3 separate regions of the Homo sapiens genome follow, and regions 2 and 3 are each linked to region 1. Evidence: chromatin contacts called from ENCODE Hi-C or POLR2A ChIA-PET data. All regions are on one chromosome and are shown on one strand. Each heading gives the region's core, a stretch centred on a gene start or an enhancer-like site at or near the end of the contact. The rest is flanking DNA. Distances are from core to core; before and after follow the strand shown. Region 1 overlaps ATXN7 (ataxin 7). Region 2 holds the start of PDHB (pyruvate dehydrogenase E1 subunit beta). Region 3 holds the start of ARF4 (ARF GTPase 4).

Region 1 (4,159 bases), core at 1,474-3,973:
CACTATCTTTTTTTTTAATTATTATACTTTAAGTTTTAGGGTACATGTGCACAATGTGCAGGTTTGTTACATATGTATACATGCGCCATGTTGGTGTGCTGCACCCATTAACTCGTCATTTAGCATTAGGTATATCTCCTAATGCTATCCCTCCCCCCTCCCCCCACCCCACAACAGTCCCAGGTGTGTGACTTTTTTATGGCATACACCTGGTTGGGAGCAGTTCACATACAGAGCACGAATAGCGCTGTTATTGCCCCAGCTTCCAAGAGCCATGGACCATGAGAATGGTGCTTGTGTTCTGTTAAGCCCCTCATGGTATGTAAATATGCAAGAGAAAGAGTCCAGAACTTTCATGGAATTTCCATTCAAATTCTCCAGAATCGCTGCCCCTGAGCTGGTTTAGAGAAGCTGAAGCCTTGTTACAGGTCTTAGGAGTTATAGGAAGAATTCACGGGGAAACAAATCTGCATTTTGATTGGAGAAGAAGGCAGACGTTGTTCTTTAGGCCCCATATCTTTATAATTTTGTGCTTACTGGAAAGTAACACCTGGCACAATCCATGCTGAATTTCTGAACCCTCATGTTTCGCAATTCATGGAGACCATGCACATGTTTCCATGTGCACAGTAGGATGGGGTTCCCAAGCTGTGTCCAATTTACAGTTTTGATTGGTTCTTGTAAACTCTAATCTCAGGAGGGAAGTATGAGGTATTTATAAATCACAGTCCTGTGATCTAGGTATCACCATTATCTCCATTTTACAGATGAGGAAACTACGACTCAGAAAAGTGAGGTAGCCCGCTAAGATCACAAAGCATGTAAGAGGCCCTGTAACCCAGATCTGTCTAATTACTCCACAGCTCACATGCTTAACCATTCTGCTGTTCCGAGCCCTTTCCAGAATGTACATGGCTTTTCATGAGCTTGAGCAGGTCACCCTAACCTTTGTTTTTCTTATCCTTGTCTAGAAATACTGACCTTTACCAAAAGCCATTTTTTTTAAGTAAAAATATCAGAGCCTTTTCTTGCTGTGCCTTACAACAGTCGGTGTGTTGTATTTAGTTGTTCTTTTATAACATTTTTTCTTTGAGGGGGAGGGGAAGTATCTACAGTTTGCATTAGAAGTAATGGGCTTTTTAAAAAAAGATTAAATGAAAGCTAAGGTTGCAGCAGATAGCAAACACAATCATCTGGGATTTGTGCCATTAAAAAAAATTCCTTTAGAAAGGGAGAAGTGAAATTTCACTATTTAAATAGCATTTCAGTGCAAGATTGCTTTTAATCACATTGTTGTTGAAAGTTTTTATTGCAGTATTTCTAATAAATGTGCCCCTCTGATTATTAAAGTATTTTTTGATTGAAGTTCTAAGAAAAAGAAGCCTGTTAGTAGACTTAGCAGTTGGAGTTACTGTACTTTTGAGAAAAAGGCAGAGGGTTACATTTATATTCATCTTGTACAGCAGGGATTATAATAAATGAGCAGAAGAAGGAGAACGATTTTTGCATTTCACCCACTCATAACGTAAAACTAGATTAAGTATTCTTGTTCTTCTTTGTAATAAAGACCCTGCTAGCATGAAATGTTTTTTTCTCTTATATGTAAGCATATGGCAAGGAAAAAGCACTAGTTCATTATCAATTAGATTCACAATCTTAAAACAGAAACTATTTCCCTCCCAGGTTATACAGATGTTTTCCATAATCCTGAACTCCAGTCATGCAACAGAAAAAAAGGTAATGCTTTTAACCAGTGGTCCCCAGGCTTTATATTTCAAACAAGAAAGTTTCAGAAATAATTTGGGGACTCCAGACATACGGTTGTTGGCAATTTATATGTACTTCCCCTCAAAAAAGTATGAGAACATTGTTTTGGAATAAAGGACAGTCCTTTAATTGTGAAAAAGCACTGTGGTCTTCGCAGAGAAGAGTATCTATTTTGGTGTTTGAGTACCATAGCTTTAAATCATTATTTCCAAAAGCGTGTTCCAGGGAACCCTGTTTCTGTGTGCTCTTGGTTGGTGTTATGCAGAAAAGAGGTTCCATATGGCAAGTTTGCAGAAGTTAGCTTTACACAGAGACAGTTCTGGGAACCCCAGTTCTAGAATTAAGCCTGGGCTCAAATCTAAGATCTAGTAGGTGAGCAATTTGAAGGAAACCGCATAGCTTTACTGAGCCTCACTTGACTCAGGTATAAAATGAGAATAATGCTAGTAACTAATAGGGGTTGGGAGAATTAAATGATATAATGCAGGTTATCAGTAATGAAAGCACAGTGTCACAAGCACGCCTTTAATCAAGTCATCAGCCAGGACTGTCAGAGGAGCAGCAGAAAGTGAAATGCCAGTTTTGCTTTAGCACACAAGGTGTAGGCAGTGAGAGGAAACTCTGGCATGACAGAGTGTAGCAAATGAACCGCAGTTTTTTTCTTTTTCTTTTTTTTTCTTTTTTATTCTTTTGAAACAGGGTCTTGCTGTATTGCCCAGGCTATAGTGCAGTGGCATGATCCATGGCTCACTGCAGGCTTGACTTCACTTCCTGGTCTCAAGCAATCCTCCCATCTCAGCCTCCTGAGTAGCTGGGGCCACAGGTGCACACTACCATGCCCGGCTAATTTTTGTATTTTGTTTGTAGAGACGGGGTTTCACCATGTTGCCCAGGCTGGTCTCAAACTCTGGAGCTCAAGAAATCCTCCCACCTCAGCCTCCCGGAGTGTTGGAATTATAGGCATGAGCAATCATGCCCAAACCTCAGTTTCATGCCTTCTTGGACTCTAGTAAAAATGGGAAGTGGGAGGTGACATTTCTTAGTTCCTCCTTTAGCCACCTCTTTGACTTGCAGAGAGAAGCATGATGTGGGTATTTACTTTTTCCTGCTTATGCAGAGTTGTACTTGCTCATCTTCTGGAAGCCTGTAGTTTGTGCTTCTTTATGCTGCTGCTTGTAATGTTTTTCAAACCCCCTTTTTTCTGGGCAAAAAAGGTAAATTATAGGCAATGTAATAAAGTCATCATGAAGGTGGGGAGTGGATCAGAAAGATAAATGAGGATCCTACTTACATGATTTTTTTAATGTGTGGTGATAGTCATGGGGGTTTTCTGCCTGTAGAGGGAATTTAGAAAATTGCCTTTTCAGTTCTTGGAAATTTCCAATTTAACTTAGCAGTTCTTCACTTAAATTACCTTGTTCTTTTTGGAAACTATATAGGAAGATTGGTTTTAATGGAAAAAATTATTACAGAAGTTAATACATGCTCACTGTAAAGATTTTACTAATAATAGAAGTATGGAACACAGAAGCCATCATTCTGTGTAATCCCACTCTGGGCCAATTTTGTATTTTCAGTTACAGGATTTGGACTTAGGGCAAATCACACTCGATCAAGGACACCTATGTAACTACTTTGGGCAGTTACTGGTAAGCAAAACTGAAACTTGCCAACCTGGTCATTTCACTTTCTGACCAGTTTCAGACCGTGTCCTTTAGTAGGCCTCAGTGTATTTTGTTTATTTTGTGATTACTGCCTTGAGAATCCTCTGACTGTTTTGCCTTAACTTCACTCATTTAGCTTTTATCCCATGTTCTCTGGGCCTCATGCTAGGCTAGATAAAGTCTGAGGATACAACTCCACAGAAGGTGAGAAAGCACAGTCCTAACTCCCAAGTCAGGCAGTTGGTCAGCAGATACTTAAGTGCCAGGTTTTCTGATGGGTGTTAGGGATAGAGTGACACAAATCAGATGGAGCCCCAGCCCTCTAGGGAAGTGAGATACAGTAAATACACAAATATTTCCAAGGACTGTTGAATGCTGTGAAGTCAAAAGTAGGGTAATGAGTTGGGGTTAGGGGGATTCTAACTAACATGATCAAGGAAGACTTTTCTAAGCATTTAACATTTGAGCTGAGACCAGAATGCCGAGAAAGAAGTAGCCACAGGCTGGGCGTGGTGGCTCACACTTGTAATCCTAGCACTTTGGGAGACTGAGGCGGGAGGATCACTTGAGTTTAGGAGTTTGAGACCAGCTTGGCAACATAGTGAGACCCCATCTCTACAAAAAAAATTAGCTGGTCATGGTGACCTGTAATCCCAGCTACTCAGGAGGCTGAGGTGGGAGGATCACTTGTGCCCAGGAGGTCGAGGCTGCAGTGAGCTGTGATTGCG
Region 2 (3,692 bases), core at 157-2,656, 5.5 Mb before region 1:
GTGGCTCACACCTGTAATTCCAGCACTCTGGGAGGCCAAGGCAGGTGGATCACTTGAGGTCAGGAGTTCGAGACCACCCTGGCCAACATGGTGAAACCCATTCTCTACTAAAAATACAAAAATTGGCCGGGTGTGGTGGCGGGTGCCTGTAATCCCAGCTACTCGGGAGGCTGAGGCAGAATTGCTTGAACCCAGGAGGCAGAGATTGCAGTGAGCTGAGATAGTGCCACTGCACTCTAGCCTGGGCAGCAAGAGCAAAACTCCGTCTCAAAAAAAAAAAAGAAAATGTCGGGCTGAGCGAGGTGGCTCATGCCTGTAATCCTAGCACTTTGGGAGGCCAAGGCAGGCAGATCACTTGAGGCCAGGAGTTCAAGACCAGCCTGGGCAATATGGTGAGACCCTGTCTGTACTAAAAATACAAAAATTAGCCCGGTGTGGTGGCACCGGCATCTAATCACAGCTACTCAGGAGTGTGAGGCGCGAGAATCCCTTGAGCCCAGGAGGTGGAGGTTGCAGTGAGCTGAGATCGCGCCACTGCACTCCAACCTGGGTGACAGAGGGAGACTATCTCAAAAAAATATACATATATATATTATTCAGCCTTAGGAAAGAATCAAACTCTGACGCATGCTACAACATGGATGAACCTTGAGGACATTACGCTGAGATAAGCCAGACACAAAAGGACAAATGATGCCACTTATAAGAAGTTCTAGAATAGGCAACCTCATAAAGACAGAAAAGTACAACAGGGGTTACCAGGGGTTTGGGGAAGGGAAATGAGGAGTTACCGAGTAATGGACAGTTTCTGCTTGGGATGATTAAAAAGTTCTGGAAATGGATGGTGGTTAATGGTTGTACAACATGGTGAATGTACTTAATGCCACTGAATTATACACTTCTAAAAAGTACATTTTAAGTTAGGTCTATTTTGCTGCAATTTAAAGAAAAAAACATGGAGTGAGGGAGGAAACGCCTAGTCTTAGTTTTCCCCCATTGCCCAGCCAGCTGTGAGGTGGTGACTCGCCGGTGTGCTAATTGCCAGGCGGCGACAGAGGCAGCAGGAGCTCCACGGAGGATGCTGGCTCCGCAAACCCAAGGCCCACGGCGCCGGAAGGCCACAGCGCAGGCGCGACTCCGGCCTCCTTCCCGAGAGAAGGGGGGACCCTCCCCGCCCTCGTCCGACGAGCACCCGCGCCTGTTACCTGCAGCGCAGCCGGCGCGGTCCAGTGAAAGCGCCTCTTCAGCAGCCCGGAGACCTGGCAGGGAGAGAGGAAGATGACGGCGGGACGCAGGGTGGGCAGGGGTCGCGTGGGAATACAGGCCGCGCGCTGCTGCCTACCTCCCGAAGGGGTCTCCGCACCAAGCCAGACACCGCCGCCATCTTGGTCGTGTCCTCTATCCGCTGCCAAACGACAACAGAGGGGCCGGCAGACGTGAGCAGGCCCCGCCTCCACCGGCGCGGGCCAATGGCAAGGCGCGCCGGCTGCGTGACCCGCCCACCCGCCCACCGGGTGAGGGGCCGCGGGGCCGGGCTGAGGTGGCGTGTGGGTGGCCGTGCCCCTCTGCCTGGAGCCGCCTCAAATCAACTTTATTGACAGTAGGCGGTGACCGACAGGCGGGGTGCACGCTGGGCACACGTGCCTGGTCGGTGTTACTTGAAGCGTGGGGACTAGAAGTCAGACCCTGAGGAGCATGATCTCTGGAAGCTGGAGAGACCTTAAGAGTTAGGCCAACCTGTTGTGGGTGCTGGAATCCTTTGGGCACCAAGAAGTGCTTGCACACGCTCTACTGATGGGGAACTTAACACTTCATGAGTGAGTCTAGTCTTCCCTGGACAGTGCTGTCTGTTGATTCCTTATAATGCACATCATAGCTTTCATTGATTGCATTAAGCACCTACTGTGAGCCAAGCATTGAGATATGTGCTGTATAGCTCATTCTCACAGTACCCCACTTGGGTAATTAGTGTTATTATTATCTCCATTTTGAAGACGGTTAAACTGAAGCAGAAATTGATTAAATGAGCCGATATTTTAATTTAGGACTGTCTTGACTCTAAAGCATGGTCTTTTTCCCACTGCTTCCTAAAGCAGAAGTGGATTCCTGCTTGGGGGAAGGTTACAACAACTTTAGAGAAGGGCGGCCCTATGGATGTAGCAGGACAAGCCGCAGACGAAACTCCTCAGACACCGAGTTAAAGAAGGAAGGGGTTTATTCGGCCAGGGGCATGGGCAAGACTCTTGTCTCAAGAGCCGAGCTCCCTGAATGGGCAATTCCTGTCCCTTTTAAGGGCTCACAGCTCTAAGGAGGTGTGCGTGAGAGGGTCATGATTGATTGAGCAAGCAGGGGGTATGTGACTAGGGGCTGCAAGCACCGGTAATTAGACTGGAACAGGATAGGGATTTTCACAGTGCTTTTCTATACAATGTCTGTAATCTATAGTTAACATAACCGATTAGGTCGGGGTCGATCTTTACCAGGCCCAGGGTGTGGCACCAGGCTGTCTGTTTGTGGATTTCATTTCTGCCTTTTAGTTTTTACTTTTTCTTTCTTTGGAGGCAGAAATTGGGCATAAGACAATATGAGGGGTGGTCTCCTCCCTTATGGGGAGGTGCCAAACACTTGGCCATAGGGACAACCTCTGGAAGCTCATTAGTCTTAATTTGGCCCTTGGGGGTCAGATGGGACAATTGAGCACCCAGTCTCCACCCATCCCCAAGACATTCCAAACATTCCCTTCTATGGATCACAGCTGCAGGCTGCCAAATTAGGAATTTGCAACTTCCAGTAGGTTGCTGACTGGGAATGGGAGGGGGTGGAGGCAAAGGCAGAACAGGCGGATGCTGGGAAGTCTGTGGCAGCAACAGAGGCAGACTAGGAGGCAACTTCCAGATGGAGAGGAGGGGGACAGTTTTGAGATCTATTTGGGCTAGAATCAATAGGAATGCTGTAAGTGCTAGGGAAGAGCAGAGGAAAATTTTGGATTTTTGTCATTGCTGGATGGATAGATGGGGTAAGGGAGGAGCCTGGGGCAGTGTAAGTGCCAGGAGCTGGGGAAGTAAGAGTGTATTTTTGTTTATTTTTTGAGATGGAGTTTCACTCTGTCACCCAGGCTGAAGTGCAGTGGGCCTCACTGCAACCTCTGCCTCCCAGGTTCAAGCTATTCCCCTGCTTCAGCCTCCCGAGTAGCTGGGATTACAGGCACCTGCCACCATGCCCGGCTAATTTTTTTTATTTTTAGTAGAGATGAGTTTTCACTATGTTGACCAGGCTGATGTTGAACTCTTGACCTCAAGTGATCCACCCGCCTCAGCCTCCCAAAGTGCTGGGATTACAGGCATGAGCCACTGCAGCCAGCCTTTATTCTTTAGATGACTGGGACATACCCAGGTTGCCTGGAGCCTAGGGCCTAGTCAGGGCTAAAGGTAGAAATTTGGGGACAGCTGCATAGAGATGACATTTACTCTCTGGGACTGTTTCATCTGTAAAATGGATAGAAGATCTTCAAGATATGGAATCAACACCTTCTGAGTCTCCCTCACCTGCCACCATCGTCTAGTCCCAACTGTCCCTGCCAGGGCCTCAGGAATGGCCAGCACTTCCTAGACTGCCACAGCATCCCTGAGAAACTCCTGAACTTGAGATTTCAGCCCCCAAAAGTTTGTGGGTGGTGCTCAGAATGAAAAAGT
Region 3 (4,073 bases), core at 592-3,091, 6.3 Mb before region 1:
TTTATGAATGACTCATAAACAATTGATTCACAAAGTGTAAGTACGCTAAGAGGAAAATAAACATGAGCCAATGTATATACTGTTACTCTTTATATACCTTGAAATATTACAGAAGCTTGTGTTTGCAAGTTTTGATGGTAGTACAGCTCTAAAATAAAACCTCCGGCCGGGCGCGGTGGCTCACGCCTGTAATCCCAGCACTCTGGGAAGCCTGGGTGGGTGGATCACCTGAGGTGAGGAGTTCGAGACCAGACTGGCCAACGTGGTGAAACCCCCGTCTCTACTAATAATACAAAAAATTAGCCAGGCGTGGTGTTGCATGCCTGTAATCCCAGCTACTCGGGAGGCTGAGGCAGGAGAATCTCTTGAACCCGGGAGGTGGAGGTTGCAGTGAGCCGAGATTGCGCCACTGCACTCCAGCCTGGGTGACAAGAGCAAAACTCCGTCTGCAAAAAAAAAAAAGGAAGAGAAAAATAAAACCTCCTCCGGTAGAAAACAAGCTAATGAACCAACAAGTTTCAACGTTCAAAGTTAGAGGGGCTTCTTTCAGCGTTATTCTAGTCCATGGAGCTCAGCTGTGATGTAGACTGCTTACAGTAACCGGGAGCGGTTGCTTACTTCAGCCAACTGACAGCCCTTCTCCCTCAGCTGAGCAAAAACACGCCCCCTAAAAAGTAGTTTTTAAAAAGTCAACTTTCTAAAAAGAAATTTTAAAAAAATTGTAGTTACTATTTAACAAGACTACCATAAAATTCAGCGTCATGATGTTCAGTTACTTGAAAATTTATCAGGTATTTTTTAAAAATTCGTTTCTAAAATTTTTTTGCATTAGACCTTAGACCGCCTAAAAATAAGCTTAAAAACCTAGGAGAATAAACCAAACACATTTAAAGTTTTTGAAAATAGTCAAAGAAATAGAAGATAAGCTCAGTTTTCGGAGAATGAGATTAACAAGGAGCGAAAAACTTGAAACGGAATCCAGCGCAAGGCCAAGTTTAGCAAAGTGAGCGCTGAAGGACTCCAGACTCTTCGGAAACCTTGGGTGCTCCCTGGCCACCGCAACTTCCTGCCCCGGGCGGCTCCAGGCTCCGGGTGGCCGCTGGCTTACATACCAATGGAGTATGCAGGGACTGTACACGAAACGCAGAAGGGGAGGGAAAAGGCTGGAGTTGCTCTGCCTCCCTCCTGACCGCTGTCCACACCCGGGCAAGAAGGTATGCAGATCGCACCCCCAGAAAGGGCCTCGCCAAGTGTTTGCTTCCCAGAGTTGGCTTTCCCCACATCTCTGCCCAATGTTGTCCAGCTTTCAATAAGATCAAGGAGAAAAAGCCGAGTCCAGAAAGAAATCTTGCCCGAAGCCCTGTCCCTGTCTCGTCTGGCGACAGATCGGGGGCGGGGGGGATCGCTCACCCTCCGCTCCATTGTTCCCCCTTAAGAATTCCTTCCGACCCCCGACCCGGCGCCCCTCCCCCACCACAGCGGGCGGAGGAAAAAAACAGGCCCAGAGGCCACCCCAATTGTGGAGACCCTGCCTTTCCCAGGTCCCGCCTGACTCGCAGCCCCTCACTCACCCATCAAAATGCGCATCTGCTTCTTGCCAAATAGTCGGGAGAAGAGGGAGGAGATAGTGAGGCCCATGGCGGTAGTGGCACTTGTGATGGGCAGAAGCAGAAGGGGTTTGGGGCGACCCCGTGCTTTCTCCTTTCAAGCTCCCAGGCAAACTAAACGAGAGGGAAGAGAAAGAGCGGAGGAAGAAAGAGGGAGGCAGAAACGTCTCAGTGGCCCCTGTGCCGATGAAGATCCGGCACAGGAATAAGCCGGTAGAGGACCTGCTAGGCGACTGGCGCGGCAGCTCCGGCTCTAGCCTTTAGGCTCTGGCTGTGCCACGTCACGCGGCGGCCGCGGCGACTCCAGCAGCGGCCCGGCCCCTCCAACGCGGACAGAATCGCGTCACCGCCGCCCCATCCCCCTGCGCTTCCGGTGCGCCCGAGCCACTGCGCTTGCGCCTGCAGGGGATTGGCCAGTTTCGCTGACGAGCATCTCTCGACGGCGCCACCGCCCGGACGTGGCCCCAGGAGCCGGGAGAGGCCGGCTGAGGCACATGCGTACTGGGAGACGGACAAAGTCCCACAATACCTCGCTTCGTCACTGCCAAATCAGACTCAGGGTGAGACGCTTCCGCCCGGATGAAGGTATTGTCGGGGTGATAGTCCTTGCTTCCGGAAAGGCGAGCTGAGCATTATGGGTTAGGTGAGGAACCTCGCCCTCTTCTATTACGGTACGCGCGATGGGTATTCCCTGATGCCATGAACTTACACGTTTCACACACGGGACCAGACGCTTGCTTTAGTTGACGCATGAAGACCGGTCCGGTCTTTTGCGGAGAAAAGTGGTTAAAAGCTGACTTGTGGGCCGAGAAACTGTGGCACCCTAATGAGCTAGGGCTAGACGCTTCGACCACCACGCCAAGTGATTCTGAAGATCTCTAATTCTGTCAAGGCGAGAGCGCTCCAACACGTGTTCATCGGCTGTTGCTTTTTAAAGAGAAGGCAAGGAGGAAGTCTTGCTTTTCTTGTACTTTTTTTCCTAGAAGCAGCATTAAAGATTTACTCCTTATGTTGAGGAAGCGGAAAGCCTCTTCACTTTAAAAGTGTTTATGATCGGGCCTGGCGCGGTGACTCACCGCGCCCGGCCTGCTACACCTTTTAAAATTCACAGCAATGATAAATGTATTAGACTCATTGCCAGGATAAAGATTTAATCTATTTTTCTAGTAGTGCCGTCCTATGTGGTTCTGTAGTTGCTTATTCCAACTGGTATATTTCCATAGGATGGGGTTGAATAAGAAAAACTTGCAAACTTTCAGAAACAGTAAGTTATTTTTATATTTTTGAAGGCTTGCTGAGTAACGCTTCTCTTGGTAGCACTACCTTATCTACCCTTCAGAGACTGTTATTTCTTAGGAGTGGCCCTGGGCAATTAAAAGCAAAAACTTCTGGCCGGGCATAGTGGCTCATGCCTGTAATCCCAGCACTTTGGGAGGCCGAGGCGGGCAGATTACGAGGTCAGGAGATCGAGACCATCCTGGCTAACACGGTGAAACCCAGTCTCTACTAAAAATAGAATAAATTAACCGGGCGTGGTGGCGGGTGCCTATACTCCCAGCTACTCCGGAGGCTGAGGCAGAAGAATGGCGTGAACCCGGGAGGCGGAGGTTGCAGTGAGCGGAGATCGCGCCCCTGCACTCCAGCCTGGGCGACAGAGCGAGACTGTCTTAAAAAAACAAACAACAACAACAAAAAAACCCCAAAAACTTCTTTACTCAGAAGTACCCTCCTTTGCATTGGAGATACATGTAAAGAGTTGCTTAGCAGTTGAATAACTCAAAATTGCATTTTGGAAGCTTGCTAAGTGACAAGACCTTCTTGTATCCTTTTGTGAACCCCCAAAATATGAGACAGGCCTCAGTTAATTTAGAAAGTTAATTTTGCCAAAGTTGAGGACACGCGTCCATGACATAGCCTCAGGAGGTCTTGTAGACATGTGCCCAAGGTGATCAGAGCACGGTTTGGTTTTATACATTCTAGGGAGAAATGAGACATCAATCAATATATGTAAGATGAACATTGGTTCATTCTGGAAAGACTGGACAACTCAAAGCAAAGGCAGGAAGACTCTGAGTGGGGAGGGAGCTTCCAGGGCATAGATAGATAAGAGACAAATGGTTGCATTCCTTTGAGTTTCTGATTAGCCTCTCCAAAGGAGGCAGTCAGATATGCGTTTATCTCAGTGAGCAGAGGGGTGACTTTTTAAAGAATGGGAGGCAGGTTGGCCCTAAGCAGTTCCCAGCTTGACTTTTCTCTTTAGCTTAGTGAGGTGGAGGCCCCAAGATTTATTTTCCTTTCACACTTTAGGCCTTATGTCTGTTTTTAGTTTTATATAGTAGAATTCCTTAAAACAATCTTCAACTAATTCTTAGGGTCTTCTTAAATTCAAAAGACAAACCGTATGAGCCCTCCTCCCTGTAACTTATTCCAAATCTTAATCCATGTTTTCTGTTTAGTTATGCAAAA

The links. Hi-C counts contacts between places; a loop is a spot of excess contacts on that map. ChIA-PET counts read pairs that join two places held with the same protein, here RNA polymerase II (POLR2A). Pooled maps may share reads with other maps.
Region 2: a pooled map shows a loop between it and region 1 (2.3-fold over the local background). The contact joins the promoter of PDHB here to the enhancer-like site in region 1. A Hi-C loop is called at or near these places in 5 of 50 pooled maps.
Region 3: a map with no recorded cell type shows a loop between it and region 1 (19-fold over the local background). The contact joins the promoter of ARF4 here to the enhancer-like site in region 1. A Hi-C loop is called at or near these places in 1 of 37 single-sample maps with no recorded cell type and 10 of 50 pooled maps. POLR2A ChIA-PET finds 5 or more read pairs at or near these places in 1 of 52 experiments (OCI-LY7).

Annotation. Positions count from the first base shown.
Region 1 is chr3:63,919,593-63,923,751 of GRCh38, forward strand. The region is part of intron 4 of ATXN7 (ataxin 7); the gene reads left to right. Among named protein-coding and RNA genes, the nearest start is that of ATXN7, 58 kb to the left of the region's middle. RefSeq lists an enhancer at 2,409-2,508. Within about 2 kb of position 2,724, at least 4 of the 41 ENCODE cell types and tissues checked have a DNase peak (open chromatin) inside an H3K27ac peak, as active enhancers do; they include OCI-LY7, where a contact is called at or near this core.
Region 2 is chr3:58,432,426-58,436,117 of GRCh38, forward strand. PDHB (pyruvate dehydrogenase E1 subunit beta) reads right to left here and starts at 1,407. Exons shown (of 10, transcript NM_000925.4): 1 at 1,343-1,407; 2 at 1,206-1,259. The coding sequence starts at 1,384. It overlaps LOC107986092 (a long non-coding RNA gene), which reads left to right and starts at 1,170. Exons shown (of 4, transcript XR_007095933.1): 1 at 1,170-1,817. RefSeq lists enhancers at 1,163-1,382, 2,425-3,034 and a silencer at 1,443-1,682.
Region 3 is chr3:57,595,503-57,599,575 of GRCh38, forward strand. ARF4 (ARF GTPase 4) reads right to left here and starts at 1,842. Exons shown (of 6, transcript NM_001660.4): 1 at 1,572-1,842. The coding sequence starts at 1,638. ARF4-AS1 (ARF4 antisense RNA 1) reads left to right here and starts at 2,287. Exons shown (of 2, transcript NR_132370.1): 1 at 2,287-2,549. It also overlaps a transcript of PDE12 not described here. RefSeq lists enhancers at 1,246-1,295, 1,316-1,465, 1,379-2,578, 1,454-2,159, 1,496-1,545 and 4 more.